Linked DNA regions of Mus musculus: region 2 is linked to region 1. A link is a loop called in an ENCODE intact Hi-C map of the cell type or tissue named here. Cell type or tissue: heart. All regions are shown on one strand.

The links. Peaks named below come from ENCODE experiments on the same cell type or tissue, not always from the same donor. Only the 100,000 strongest peaks of a DNase experiment are listed, where the experiment ranks them.
Region 2: it touches region 1 in a loop (2.3-fold over the local background); 2 of 42 quality-filtered maps call a loop at or near these places.

What each region holds. Positions count from the first base shown.
Region 1 is chr5:33,015,169-33,023,168 of GRCm38, forward strand. Ywhah (tyrosine 3-monooxygenase/tryptophan 5-monooxygenase activation protein, eta polypeptide) reads left to right here and starts at 3,648. Exons shown (of 2, transcript NM_011738.2): 1 at 3,648-3,986. The coding sequence starts at 3,900. In heart, CTCF peaks have their summits at 3,542 and 6,662; a DNase peak (open chromatin) is centred at 3,583; H3K4me3 peaks cover 3,217 bases; H3K27ac peaks cover 2,897 bases.
Region 2 is chr5:33,275,763-33,283,762 of GRCm38, forward strand. No RefSeq gene overlaps it. Among named protein-coding and RNA genes, the nearest start is that of Ctbp1, 4.8 kb to the left of the region's middle. In heart, a CTCF peak has its summit at 3,414; no DNase peak of the experiment used is centred here.

The sequences.
Region 1 (8,000 bases):
GATTTATTTTGCTTATTTTAAGTTACATGTAGGTATTTATGTGTGTATGTGGATATGTGCACTGGATTGAGTTCAGGGATCCGAGAAGGCATCAGGACCTGGAGTTACAGGTGCCTGGGAGCTACCTGAGAGCGGGGCTGGGAGCCGACTCAGGTCCTCTCCAAGTGTAGCTCTTAGCCACTGAGCCATCTTTCCAGTGCCCTGCAGAGCATCTCCTGTTGGAGAAACCGGGGGAGCAGGCTCTTTGAAGGTGGGATTTGCTGGACCTATGTCATGGGACATGCCTTTAAACCTTACACTTTGGACACAAAGGCAAAAGGATTACAAGTTTGAAAGTTCGAGGTCAGCCTGGGCTATGTGAGGAGAACTTGTCTACAAAAAATAAAATTAAAAAAAGGGGTGGGGGGAGGAAGCAGTACTGAAGAAACAGAAAGGCTCGGAGGCAGAGATAAGGACATCTTAGTGGGTAGAAATTTGTGGGCAGAGTCTGGGAACATGGTGTGCCCAAGATGTCCAGGGAGTGAGTAATGAGTTTTAAAAGTGGCTTCAGGCTCATGTTGTAAAGAGCTAGGTGGAAACTCTGATATCGTTTAGTAGGGAAGGATCCTTCCATAAGCCCTGCGCTGCAGAGCAACCTCCCACCCCACCCTGGGGCTCTGCCTTCCCCAGTGGCCTTGGCCCTCACAGATTGCTTTGTTTCCTGAGTCAGGGCCAGTCCACCACAACCGTCTGGAAGAAGCCGGGAGGCTGTAGCAATCTGTTTGCCTCCTACTAACATCCTGGGAAGGAAAAGATGGTTTTTTAGCACAGTTGCCTGGCAGAGAACCTTGGCAAAGACTAGTGACCCTCTCCTTTACTTCCCATTTAAGGAACCATTTAAGGAGCACTTGACAGTTACAATCTCAGCCCAGTACTCAGAAGACCCTCAGAAGGTCACGGGCAGTGGTGCAGACAGTGGTGAAGACACATCTGGGACCAAGTGTCTGTACTGTGCTGCAGTTGGCAAGCCGAGCACTTGCCTGGCCTCCTTCCCCCTTACCTTTAGAATGGGAAGAGTGCTGGCCTCACCTTAGCTAAATGGTAGTGTACTGGCAAGCTGCCGCCTCATGACTGCTAGGAAATGAGGATTTGTTTCCTTGTTTCATCGATAAGGTCTCAGTCATTGATTGATTGATTGATTGTCAGGGTCTCCCTTATGTAGCTCTGGCTGTCTTGAAACTCACTCTGTAGATCAGTCTCTGCTTGAACTCAGAGACCCACCTGCCTTTTCCTCAAGAGCCCAGAGATTAAAAGTGTGTGCCACCATGACCAGCTTTATTTACTTATTTGGAGTGCTAGGAATTAAGCCGAGAGTCTTGCATGTGCTTTGCAGGTGTCCTACCATTAAATTGCATTGTCAGGCCAACACCTATCTTTAGGAGCAGGCCTGGCTTTACCTCTTGCCATGCTGTTAGATTTTCCAAAGCCCCCAGACTTTCAGAGCTAGAAAGTTGAGGTCAGGACCTCAGGGCCATACCCACCCGCCCTGGCACTCCATCTTTACAGAAGGCTAACTGTCCACCAATGAGACTGTGATGGGTGCTCACAAAGCCCGAGGAATCCGCTTGCCTCTACCTCCCCAGCACTGGGACTCAAGCATGTTTCACCACACCTGACTGGCTTCTTACCACTCCAGGCTTGTGCAGAGGGCACTTTCCCTCCCCGGAGCTCTGCCTCCAGCACTGAGCACCGGCTACATGCTCAATACTGCAGTAACCCCAGCAAAGGTGCAACTGGCTCATGCCAGGCTCAAAAACTGAGGTTTGCTGGAACTCGGGGCACGTGCCCGCAACCTGGGAACTCCAGGGGGGATGGTAGGAGAATCACAAGTTTGAGGCCAGCCTGGACTACATGTGAGACTGTTTCAATGTAACAACAACAAACTTTCAAATAAATAAGGACCTGGCAGCCATGAGCTGGGATTTGAGTGGTTAGAAGGTCCCCATCTGTTAAGTTTCACCATATTTGAAGAGCCACCTCTACTAACACAAATCCTGGTTAACAAACCAGGCTAATATTTCCCCTAACAAGTATCTTAAGTGTGTGACTGTGTGACAGTGACAGGTGATATGGGGGTGGCGCATGCATATATATATATATATATATATATATATATATATATATATATACACACACACACACACACACACACACATATATATATCATAGCTGGGTGTGGTGGCGCACACCTTTAATCCCAGCACTCGGGAGGCAGAGGCAGGCGGATTTCTGAGTTCGAGGCCAGCCTGGTCTACAGAGTGAGTTCCAGGACAGCCAGGGCTACACAGAGAAACCCTGTCTCAAAAAACAAAACCAACAAAAACAAAAACAAAAACATGGCTCCTGAGCAGTCTTCAACATGAGCACACACACACACACTCCTCAGTGAACCTAAGGCCCCTTCTTCTGTGCTACAGTGGGCTAGATTTTTCTTATGTGTGTGCATGGCTTCTCTTTGTGTAACAGCCGTGTGTGTGTGTGTGTGTGTGTGTGTGTGTGTGTTTCAGACAGGATTTCTCTGTGTATCCCTGACTGGCCTAGAACTCAGAGATATGCCTGCCTGTTCCTTTGTTTCCTGGCTACTAGGATTAAAGACATGTTCCACCATGCCAGACTGTTTTGTTTTAATTGCACTTTTTCTAGCTTGAGGTCCAACCCAGGGACCTTTAGCACAGAACGACAGGAGCGGTGAAGGCTTAGTGTCCAGTCCATCGCCACAGAAATCCAAGAAGACACTGAAATTAGATTTTGGCCCCTCCACAAATAGGATATGTCACCTTGCCTTGAATTTTTGTTCCTTCTTCCACTGAGCATCAGGCCCTCCAGGCCAACACTGCACCTCTGACCTATAATCACTAATTCCCTAAAAAGATTTGAACCAGGCTAAGTCGACCCTGATAGTTGCCAACTTTTGGTTTTCCTAGGTTTACCAGGGTTGTAGATTGCACTTCTGCTTTGAAGAATGGGGGACCTGCTGAGCCTTTCCCGGAGTGGTTGTATGAAATAGGTTAGTGCTAGTCAAGGCCCAACAGTAAGTCAGGTCCCCGTAGGTATGTCCTGAACGCTACTCCGCTCTGCCAAGTTCCCTATCCCTTCCTGTGCAAGCCAGAGCTGGCCCAAGGTCAGTTTTAAGGATGGCACTACCCTGCAGTATTGTGGATTCTAGTGTGTCTGTGAGGGGCTGTCCCAAAGGGCAGGACCCACCCCACGCCGCTGACAGAGCTGACCGCTTGCTGGAGGTGGCAACACCCAACAAAGCCGCCCCTCGGTCCGGGGCGCCTCGGCTTTTCCATACAGGGTTATCTGCGGGTATCTGCTTCTCAAGCCCGAGCTCTATCATGGGTTCTGTAGCGTTTTCCTGGCCAGGGCTGCGACAACGCCTGCCTGCGGAACCACCATCGCCGCGCCCCAGCCGCTCCCCACCCTCCAACGCTGCGGCGGTAAACTGCAGTACTCCTAAGGCGCCTGCGCAGCTCTCCAGCGCGGCCCTCGCCGCGGCTATTTATAGTAGGTGACGTCACCTTAAAAAGACCGTTAGGGCTGGGCCGCCCCGCCCCCTCCCGTAGCTCGGCGGGCTGATCCGAGTGCGCAGGCGTGGTCGCGTCCTCCCCGCCCGCCCGCCCGCCCGCGGCGCCCCCTATCCTCTCTCGGCGGCTCCGCGGCGCTCGCCACAGCGCGTGCAGCCAGCCAGCGAGAAGGCGCGAGCGGCGGCGCAGCCTGCAGCCTCCCGCCAGCCGGCGAGCCAGTGCGCGTGCGCGGTAGCGGCCTCGGCGGCGACCGGGAAGCGGACGGGCGGGCGAGCGAGCGAGCGAGTGAGCAGGCGGTGTGGGCGTGCGAGGCGAGGCCGAGTCGCGAGCGACATGGGGGATCGAGAGCAGCTGCTGCAGCGGGCGCGACTGGCGGAGCAGGCGGAGCGCTACGACGATATGGCCTCCGCCATGAAGGCGGTGAGCGCGCTGGGGAGCCGGGCGGCCGGGGGCTGCGGGGCGGGGCGGCCCGAGCCTGGGCGGCGGCTCTCTCCCTACGCGCCGCCACCTTTTGGGCGCGGCGGCCGCTGGACTCTCCGTTTCCTGCGGCCTGGCCGGGGCGGGGTCTCCCCGGGAGGCCTCTCGGTGGCTGGCGGGCGGGGGTCGCCGTGTCCTAGCGCAGAGCCCCGGTGGGGGAGGGGGTGCCCGAGGAAAGGAGGAAGTCGCGTTCCTGCTTCTAGACCCTTCTGCCGGACCTGGGCGAAAGGCGCTTTCCTTCCACCATTCACCCACTTGTAATAAAGGCTCATCCGCGAGTGGAGACCCATCTCCTGGTTTTCTCTACTACGACCGGTTTGGTTTGCTTGTCTGAAGTTGTTTTTTTCCCCCACTTTCCACACCTCGGGTCTGGCTTTGTGTGGGAAGACCCCTTTCCAGCAGTCCTGGGCGTGAAGGAGGGTGTGGGTCCCTGCATACATCCCAACGGTCCATGCTGCGTGCCTTCCTGGAGATGAAATGAAAACGAAGCAACCCTGGGGGCCTTTGCATTCCTGAGACCCTCAGAGATGGATTCTGGAGCTTGATTTCCGGTAAAGGAGACCTGCCCAGCCACACCCTAGTCAATAGCTTAGCCTAGAGCCTACCTGCCTACCCAAGACTTTGGAGTTCTGTTACCACATCACTATAGACAACTCTTCACATCATCCTGGGTTTTTTCTAAAAGAATATTTCTTGTCAAGGTCACACAGTGGCAGAATTACAACTGTGGCCACCTAGCTCTTAAGACTAGGGAGAAAATTTCCTTGGATTCCACCTTAGACTTCTAAATACATAAACATTTTTGAGGGTGAGACCCAGAAATCTGCATTTTAGCAGCCCTTGGGCAGTTTTTAGCTGACCTAAGTATTAACTGCCCTGAATTGTAGCTCATATGACCTATGGCTAGTCTTTGAAAGGCTTTCTTAAACCCACATACTCCATACACATTTAATTTGGAAATTGTATTTTGATACTACATGAAATAGAAAATTGAGGCCAACATTTAGGATTTTCTCAGGTAAGAACAATAATCAAGTTAGCTTTCCTCCAGGGTCCTTGTACACATTCAGCAGGATGTCTCTGGAATCCAGCAACATCACAGGCAGGCCATTTGTTGATTCCTTGGTGATACTGATTTCAGCATTATGGTATGCTTTTCTGGTTAGAAGCATTCATTTATACCAGGGAACATTCTAGGTTTGGGGTATGAATTTTTCTGAAGAAATTGTGGATTCTTTGAGAAAATGAATTTAAAATAACAGTTTTGCAAAATTTTTTGGAAACAAGACTGATATTACTAAAGTGTACCCTGAAAGCCACCTCTATCCACACACCAAGTCACTACTAAATGTCTAAATGTTTCTGGTATTGTGCAAGTTGAGGCCTCTCCCTGAACAGCTGGCTTAGGGGGCCTTTGCTCCATATGTGAGTGGGCTTGGAGGTTTGGGCAGTTTAGGGAGGACCTCTGAAAATGAAGAGGATACACAGTAAAGGGGAAATGGCCATCAGATGTCTGGAGCTATCAACTATCCTGAGGTGGGAAGAAAGGAAAGACTAGAGAGAGATTATAAGAAAAAAACAATTTTAGCAGGAAAAAAAAGAAAAGGTTTCTGGTGTGTTTCTAAATGGCCTTGAAGAGTGTTCTGCAATTTCCTGCTTGTATCCACAGATGTTCTCCGAGGCATTGAGGAAACATTTTGCAAAAGCTAATGGACCTTTGTGTTTGAAATTTATAATCTATGTCTAAAATGATTCATCAGTTGGAAAAGATATCAAACATTGAGAATTTAATATTTGTACCATCAAATTTATGGTAAAACATTCCCTCAAATAAACTGTTAAAAACGAGGAGTATTTTCTATCAGAATTCATGTTTGTCCCACCTGTATTAATGGGATGTACTTTTATCTCATTTGCCTGTTGGTATAGTTTGTAGATGAAATTCTTTTTTTTTTTTTTTTTTTTTTTTTTTGGTTTTTCGTGACAGGGTTTCTCTATGTAGTCCTGGCTGTCTTCGAACTCAGAAATCCACCTGCCTCTGCCTCCCAAGTACTGGGATTAAAGACGTGCACAACCACTGCCCGGCGTAGATAAAATTCTTAATAAATGTTAATGAGTCACCCATTAATAAACCTTAATTAAGCTTTTGGGAAGAGTGAATTCTAGTAAACTTATATTGTTTGCTTTAATTTTTCCCCTTTTAGATAGGGTTTCATGCATCTCAGGCTGGCCTCAAACACATTAATAGATGAGGTTGGCCTTGAACTCCCGATGCTGCGGCCTTAACTGTCAAATGCTGGGCTCACTGGTGCGAACCACCGTGCCTAGCTTATCTCGGGGTGAATGTGGCCTTGCTTTCAGGCAATTGAAAGGCAGGTAAGTATGTAGTTCTAGAGAGTGAAACAAGACACTGGCTGGATGGGATGATCTGAGGCCATTGTTCTGACTTTGAAAGTTAGTTCTCCTGGCTTCACGGTCTCTCAAGTATAAAAGTAGGAATGTTTGTACTACAAGTCATTTTTTGGTCTTTAATCTTCAAGGTTTTCTCTCAATTTAAATGGTTTAATCATATTGCTATAATGTTTCTTAATCCAGCAGCGTCACCTGGAGGACAGTAGTGGTAAACCTTAGGGATTGTGGCTGGGCTTGGAGCTCAGGTGGTAGGGAAGTTGGCCTAGTATGTTGAGGGCCCAGTTTTGATTCCCCAGCAACCTTCCCTCAGTACATTAGAAATAGTGGTGTTCCTTCAGATGAGTTGAAACTCAGTATGAAAAGTCAACACATGCTTCTGAACAGAAGCTCAGTAAAGAGACCTTTAAGCTTTTCCTGATCTCATACCTTGCCAGGTTGGTGGGGTTTAATGTGGACTCTGAAGCAAGCTTATTAAGTGGGATGAAATGTTACTGTAGAAGGACTAGGATATCAGGAAAAAGGGAAACTAGGCCTCCGGTGAATATTGGTAGGTAGAGAGGTGGGCATAATTCAGTCGCTTCTATTCCGGAATCAGTTATATCAAAACATAGGTGGTCATTGTGAAATTATAAAATAAAAACACCGTGTCGTACAGTCTTAGAGTCTCACTGACTTCAAACCCAGGATCCTCTTGCTCGGGCCTCCTGAGTGCTTGGCTTACAGGCTGTGCAGTCACACCCAGCTGCTGTAGTCTTAGTGTTGGCAGAGCATAAAGAGAAATGTTGGATTTGATGACTATGAAATTCAGGATGCAGAAGTGCATTTAAGGAAACATGAGTTGGACAAGAAGAGGTAAAGGCTCTTGTTGCCAATAGCTGGGAGATTGTGAGAAATGGGAGAAGCAGGTGCTGTGTAAAGGTGAATGCCCCGGGGAAGGCATAATCCTATGCTTTTTTCTTTTTTCTTTTTTTTTCCTTTTTTTGAGACAGGGTTTCTCTGTATAGCCCTGGCTGTCCTGGAACTCACTCTGTAGACCAGGCTGGCCTCGAACTCAGAAATCCGCCTGCCTCTGCTTCCCAAGTTCTGGGACTAAAGGCGTGTGCCACCACTGCCTGGCCCTGTGCAATTTTAAAGGTGTAACAAAAACTGACAATATGACTTGAAATTCCCTAAGTGGACCAAACTGGTCTCTGCCTCCCAAAGTACTGGGATTAAAGGTGTGAGCCACCACTCATGGCTAGTGTGAAAGCCACTTTAGTGCTGTTTGAAATAAATGAAAGCTATGAGAGACTTGTTTTCCACTAGCTGGGCACTGAAGTTGTATCTTTACTATAAGCTGAGGAAATAGTGTAGTACTACACCTCCCCTTTAGAAATGTGTTAGGGCCAAGTCTGATGGCTCCTGCCTATAAGCCCAGCACTTGAGCTTGCATAGTTATTGTGAGTTCAAGATTAGATTAGTTACTCAGGCGGTCTAAAAACAGTAAAAAGTTTTGGAGGAGTACCCCAGTGTTTTTGTATTGTATTCAGCAAGTTTATGGCATTT
Region 2 (8,000 bases), 260 kb after region 1:
TGGATGGAGAAAAAGATCTAACAGGTGGAGTCTCAAACCTGCTACAGTATTTCCTAAATAGACTGAGGGCTAGGGGGGAAAGCCAGCAGATGTACACTTTCCCTTAATCCCCACCCCTATCCTGGACTGTCTCTCCTGGTCTGTTCCAGTTTTCTCGAGCTGCAGGTGACTCCCTACAGATCCATCCAAAGGGCTCCTCCCAGTTGTTCCATCCTAACATAGCAACTCCATGGCAGAGTGACACCTCCTATTCCTTCTCAGGCTGCCCAAATTCCCACTTTTTCTTGCACATTGTGACTAGGACCACCACATCACTCCATCCTTGTGAGGGATTATATCAGGGCTTGTATAAAAACCCTTAGGGCTCAAAAGATGGCCTAATAGGCCATCACTTGAAAGAGGCACATTGGACTTGCAAACTTTATATGCCCCAGTACAGGGGAACGCCAGGGCCAAAAAGGGGGAGTGGGTGGGTAGGAGAGTGGGGGGGGTGTGGGTATTGGGGACTTTTGGTATAGCATTGGAAATGTAAATGTGCTAAATACCTAATAAAAAAATGGAAAAAAAAAAAAGAAAAAAAAAACCCTTAGGGCCTCCCAGGAAACCTCGGAAACCTCCCAGGAAGCCTCGGAAACCCAGGCTTCTTGTCACCATCACACTGGCTTGGACTCCTACTCCAGGGATGGTCCCTGCAGGCAGGAGTCTGCTCCTGCGGATGTGAGGTAGAAAGCCACTAGGTAGAGATGTGGAGATGCACAGGTGGTTCTGAACATGCCCATCCTAAGAGACCCTATGACCTTAGGATTGCCCAAAGGCACCTGTAAGCACTTGCTCCTGAGAGAGCATCTGGTGTCTGTTGGGCCACATTCACCCTCACTCCACTCTGTTCAGCATTGCTCAAGGTCTGAAGTCCTGAGCCATCATCCTGGTGCCAGTAAGAGAGTATGATGTTTTACCCTTACCCTGGCAGTCTCCACCACAGGCCATAGGTTAGACTGGTTACTGGTAAATGGACCCATCCTGCCTGCCTCAGCTGTTTATCCTCTGGCAAAGCTGTACTTTCCCTGGGATCACACTTATCAGAGTGATAAGGGGATCCCAGTTGTTCCCTTACCAGAGAGTACTAGGTTTTCATCCAAGGAATGGGCCTGGTAACACAGCACTCCCCTCAGCTTAATCAAATCACATCTGCCCTCTGAGACTAGAGGATACCTTGTACCCAACCAAAGAGACCTATGGAGAGACAGGCCCAAGGCACTGCCCTGTGTGCCAGCCCTTCTTCGAAGTAATTTGAGAATCTAACATGAAAGGTTTACACTCTGCCTTTCTCAAATATTCGGATTGTTTACATAACTTATAGAATAAATAGTATGGAAACTGGATGGAGCTTTAAGCATATGCACTATGAGACATATTATAGGTATATTCCATATGCACTATAAGACATATTAGAGGTATATTCTGATGCTCTAAGTTCTACAGTGTAATGCTTACTTCCTCTTCTGGTCACCAAAAGATAGACACCTACCTACATATCTGCTGAGGCCCTGGAAAATATTAGGAAACTTTACAGGTGTTGTCTCTGTTAGTGAGACCTGGTGTTTGGGAACATGTGGAGCCCCGGAGCTCTGCAGAGACTTAGGAAAACAACACTCCAGAAAGTGAGCAGAAAATTCAAAGTCCAGATACAGTGCAGGAAACAGAAGGCTGTGGCTGGAGGCCAGGAAGAGCTGAGTTTGCAGGTTTGGGGAAGAGATATCATGGTTGTTGAGATACAAATGGCAGAGACCCCACAGGGCTTGTCAGCTTGATGCGGATGGGTGACTCAAAAAATACCTAGTAGCATCTAGAGGAAGGTTAGTATTAGGGACAGGAGGCAGAGCCCAAAGTCTGGCCACTAAGCAGAAAAGCTAGTGGAGACATAGGTCCTTATACTACATCCTCTCTATTTGGAATCAGGCTGAAATACACCAAGGTGGGGGTAAACAAACAATATTTGGAGAAAGCAATCTAGGCCTCTGCCTTGGACACTGAATGACAGAGCTTGCAGAAGATAACACATGCAAAAACTTCACAGTGGATTGAGTCCAGTAAAGAGGGTTCCTGAGAAGCAGGCACTCTCAGCTATTTTGGATCTATTTTGTTTTGAAATGTAGCTGTAGCCAACCCCTCCCTCAACTTCTGGGACACATCTTAAAATTAAGCAAATGTGATTTAAAAGAAGATGGCCAAGATAAGCTCATATATTTGAATGTTTGATCCCCAATTGATGAAACTGTTAGGGAAGGATTAGGAGGTGTGTCACTGGGAGTGAACTTTGAGGTTTCAAAAGCCTGTGTTATTCTCAGGTCCCTCTCTCTGCCTCCTGCTTACAGATCAGATGTTAAGTTCTCAGGAACTGCTTTGGCGTCATGCCTACCTACCTATGCCCTTGCTCACTGCCACAATGGCCATAAACTCTAACCTTCTGGAACTCTGGGCCCTTGAATTAAATTCTTTCTTGTTTAAGTTGTCTTGGTCATGGCATCACTTCACAGCAATAGAAAAATAGACGACAATAAAAGTGAGCCACAGATCAGCAGCTGCTTGCTTATGCTCCACAGCCTCCCTACAGGCCTCTTCAGTGTTGTGCCAGTGGCTCCTCTATGTATTGGTTACTTTTCTTATCACCAAGACAAAAAACCTGAAAGAAACAGTTTAAAAGGGCAAGGGTTTATTTTAGCTCAGGTGAGGTAGTCTGTCATGGCAGGGAAGGTGGAAATGAGAGCGGGTCAGCCCACAGTGGTGGTAGCATACAGCAGGGCTCCTCATATCTTAGTAGATCAGGAAGCAGAGAGCAGATACAACCTCCAACACCCCACTTCCCACCCCACGACCCCACCCCACCCCACCCCTTGTGCACACAGTGACCTACTTCTGCTAACTAATCCACAAGTTCTGTTGGTTTTCCAACCTCCCAAAACACTGCTGACATCTAGGAAGCAAGTATCCACAAACATTTTGAACTGGCAATTGTATCCCCTTTGTTGCCAGTCTTGACTTATTCCTAGTGCTGTCTTCTCTAGTTGTGGTTATGGCCACCCACTGAACTCTTATCTTCTATCCAGTGCAGTGACTAGATCTAGGCAAGACGCTTAAACACTCATGACCAATAAGCAACTTTCTGTGCATATGGCCCTGTGTTTCTCAAAGCTCCCTGACACTTCGCACATGCTAAATTCTGTACTTTGACAGTCCCCATCCTGAGGCAGCAATCGGGATCCTCCCAGAGCCTCAGAGCTCCCAGCATGAGCCTGGAAGAGAGATAAACACTCCCAGAAGAGAGGTTTGATGTAGCCAGAAACTGCAAGGCTGGGTCTGTGTAAAGATGCTCACAGCTCATCTTTCCTGAGTATGGTACCCATAGCTCCGCTAGAGGGCTCCAGTGGGAGTATAGTAAACATTTGTAGTGAACCCACACCAAGGTACTGCAAAATTTGAACCTCACAGCAGATCTGCACCACAAGCATCAGTGGGCTCTACAGCTAAGGCCTCACTTTCCTACCCAGATTCTCAGTGCTTTGTGGAAAACCACGCACGATTGGTGCCACAGCTAGTGTACCTCCCGGCCTCCAGATTTTCTGTATTTACAGCTATAGTTTGTCAACAAATAATATGAAATCAAAACACTGCTACAAAATATTCACAGCACAACATGGTTAGCTCTGCACACATTTGGGCTTGTCTACAAAGACACCTCCAGGAGGACTAAGGAAGAGAACTCACCCAGAGCGTGGTGGTATCCACCACAGGATGGAGGCCGGGTGAGGAGAAGAGGAGGAGGCAGCTGGCATGGTTCGCTGGGATGTTCTTCTCCCCTGTGCCCTCCTTACTGTGGACTGAAACCTCCAAAAGCAGGAGTGAAATAACCCGTTAGGTCGTTTATGTCAGACGTCCTGTTACGGCGACATGAACACTCACACAAGGTGAATGAGGTAGAAGTTATAACTTTTGAATAGTAATAGAATTATTTTGTAAAATAACAATATGAAGCTGGGCGTGGTGGCGCATGCCTTAAATCCCAGCACTCGGGAGACAGAGGCAAGTGGATTTCTGAGTTTGTGGCCAGCCTGGTCTACAAAGTGAGTTCCAGGACAGTCAGGGCTACACAGAGAAACCCTGTCTCGAAAAACAAAACAAAACAAAACAAAACAAAACAAAACAAACAAACAAAAAGTTTACAACGTCTTGAAAGGTTTTCTATGGGGTCTTCCATGATGCACTGTGGTTGGAGGGATGGCAGGGCTGCCTACGGAGGCCGCCGCCTCAGCACAATCTCTAGATGTGTGTTTCTTCCCCACCCTGTGGTCACTGTGATGTCAGGGTGTAACGAGAGCTTCCATTTATTTTCCCAGAACAAGTCGTTCATGTAAATAGCACTGTTAGTAGCCAGACTACTTCAGCATAATTAATTTTAGCCAAGCTTGGTAGTATACTACTTTAATCCCAGCACTTGGGAGGCAGAAGCAGGAAGATCTCTGCGTTCAAGGCCATCCTGGTCTACAGAGCAAGCTACAAAATAACCAGGGCTGCACAGAGAAAACCTGACTCAGAAAACCTAAATACATACATACATACATACATGTATGTTATGGGTGAGGTGGAGGGAGTGGCTGGCAAATCTGTGCCTCACACAGCAGGCTCCCCTTAGCAGTGCTCCAGCTCTTGTGGTGCCAGACATTGCTCTGGGATCAAATGACATGTGTCCTTCTGGGTGAAGGAACAACTTCTGTGACTGGGCACAGTTGTCTTTTGGTCACACCTGGTAATGTCGACAAGATAAGATTTAACAATAAAGAGGTGAAAGGAAATGGTCAGCTCCCTTCTTCCTGAGGCCCAGGCTATGAGATCAGACAGATGCCAAGCACTTCTGCAGTGCTCTATCTCCAGATGCCCTGAGGACAAATATTTCTGCTGTTTGTTTGTTTTTGTTTTTTTTTTAACTATCCATTATAGCTTTTAGCATGCACGTCTCTCATCTCTTTGGTTAGGTTCACTCTTAGGTGTGGGACTCCTTTCGAAGTTGCTATGTATGGAATTGCTTACTTTCTAATTTGAATGGGTTTTCTTGTCCTTCTCTTTCCTCCTCTATACTGTGAGTAGGACTTGTAGTAAAATGTTGAATAGAAAAAGTGAAATCATAGCAGGGACTTTAAGATGATAGATACCAAAAGGTTTGTGTCTGCCTCTCTTCAGAGTGTTGCATCATTTAATCACACACATTAGTGAGTTCTAGAGCAGCTAAGCACTGCTGTCCTCCAGTTAACTGATGGGGAAAATGAGTCGCAGACAGCTAGGCATTCTTTCAATGCTCCATGCACAGAGAGCGGCAAAGCTAGGACCCAACAGCAAACCAACATCAGGGCCCAGGCATGGCAGGATATAACCTACATCAGGTGAGTAGAATGGCTCAGACTCGCCTTGTCTGCTGAATAGCAATGTTCTAGAGAAAACACACAATGTTGCTGACTCCCATTTTGCTCTCTCTCTCTCTCTCTCTCTCTCTCTCTCTCTCTCTCTCTCTCTCTCTCTCTCGTGTGTGTGTGTGTGTGTGTGTGTGTGTGTATGTGTGTATAAAGAAGTGAAGGTATTACAGAATCCAGGCTCTTACCCCAGAGCCTCTCTAGAACAGGGACTTTGAAATCTCAGACTCAGCCTTTCTCCCTGGCTCTTGTCCCTTTCTATCCAGAGGTGCCAGTGTGCTTACAGACACCTTCTGGAAGAACCAACACAGAATGCCCTGTGTTCACAGTCATTCCTGCTCAGATTTCCATTACCAACCTGTCTCTCATGGTGTCAAGTGTGCTGCCTGGAATTCTCTCAAGGCCCAGCCCCTCTGCCTGTGGCTGCACTGAGGTTTCTGTCAGACAGATCATTTATTTCACTTCCTCTTCTGTTTTCCCATTGGCATACCACTGCCCAACACATTCCAAGGAGGGATACTAATGTCCCTGTTTTAAAATGGAGATGGCGATAGCTCCTGGGGAAGGCAGGATGACAGCTCCACCCACTGAAACTGGCCAGGTCTCCCAGAAGGCACAGCTTTCCCAATATGTACACACGCCTAAACTGAAGATGACTCCCTCTAAAATGGTTATTAACATGTCTTCTATTGAACTAAAGCAAGACAATGGGGGCGGGTACTGATTATCTGAGACACAGCTTTCTGCATCATTGGAAGTAATAACATAAAATAGCTTTACATCTGCCGCCAACGACGAACTACCTGCCACACACAAACCTACTGGATACGTGAGAACTTCTCTAGGGTTTTGGTTGGGGAAGACCACTTGTCCTTTACTGGCAATGGGGTGGTAATGGGCAACACTGTCTCAGGCCAGGCTGGTCTGCCATACAGAGCTCAGTCTTGGAGGCCCACACCAGGGGCTTTGGGAACAGTCTTAAGAGCTGATGGCGGGCTGGTGAGATGGCTCAGTGGGTAAGAGCACCCGACTGCTCTTCCGAAGGTCTGAAGTTCAAATCCCAGCAACCACATGGTGGCTCACAACCATCCAAAATGAGATCTGACTCCCTCTTCTGGAGTGTCTGAAGACAGCTACAGTGTACTTATATATAATAAAAATAAATAAATCTTAAAAAAAAAAAAAAAGAGCTGATGGCACTGGGCTTGTCCTAGACTCCCCATTGACAGATGCCCTGCCTAGCACTTCCACAGGCAGGATGGAAGGAAGTATTTCGAGCACTCCTTGGCACTGTAGACTAGACTGTGGTCACAGAGAAGAAAGCTGTCACTCTCCTCTCTCACTTCTCACCTCAGTACCCTGAGCTCCTTTTTAACGGAAGCTGCGGGCCAAACCCAGAACCCTTTGTTTGCTAGCAAGCAAACAGCTAAATCCCCACCAGTATCACCTTTTAAAGATCTATTCACTTACTTACTCCTTTTGTTTTGTTGTTTTTTGATGGCTTTTGTTTGGTTTGCTTTGTTTGTTGTTTGTTTGAGGCAGGGTTTCTCTGTGTAACCCTGGCTGGCCTCAAACGCAGAGATCTGCTTGCCTCTGCCTCCTAAGTACTGGGATTATGGGCATACACCACCACTGCTCAACTGTATTTATTTATTCTTAAGACAGTGTCTGTAGCCCTGGCTGATCTGGAACTCAGTCCTACAATGTAGACCAGGCTGGCTTTGAAATCACAGAGCTCTGCCTGCCTCTGTCCCCTGAGAGCTGGGATTAAAGTGCCACCATGCCTAGATATTTCTTTATTTTATTTATGTGCCTGTACATGTATGTGTGTGTGTGTACATGACTTTGTGTGTACCATATGTGTGCAATGTGTCCGCAGAGGCCATTAGAGGGCATTGGATCCCCAGGAGCTAAGGTTATAAACAGTGAGCGCTAAGAACCAAACCCAGTTCCTCTACAAGAGCAGGAAGCGCTCTTAACTGCTGAGGTGTCTCTCCAGCCCCTCAAGTCCTTCCTGTTCTTGGAACAAGCATGATGTGAACACACATGTCCCAGCCTCGTCCACAGCCTCACAGCTGCCTCTGGAACCTCTGCATGCTCATACTCTCCATGAGGCTAGCAGGACGGCAGCCCGCCCAGGCTCTAGCCACAGGGCACTCTGCAGCTCCGGGAGCATGGCTACTCTGTCCTACGGACTCTATGGCAAGTCAAACCATGGCCTCTGGGCAAGGCCTGCATCCTAGTGCCCAGAGAACTCTAAGGCAAGTGCAAGCTCCTTGCAAATAGTGTCATGTAATCTGAACTCTCCCAAAGCAAAAATAAAACTCACGATGTGGGCTTTACATATTAAAGCATTGATCCCTACACAGTGGCATGCTTAAACCTCCACAGAAGAGTGCTCCAAGACGAGGTTTAACATTCATTTTTCTGTTTCTTATACTAACAAAGGAAATTGTTATTAGTGCTCTGCTGTATAACTCAAGCCTCCTACCTCAGCCTCTGGAGTGCTTGGGTTACAGGCATTCACCACCATACCTG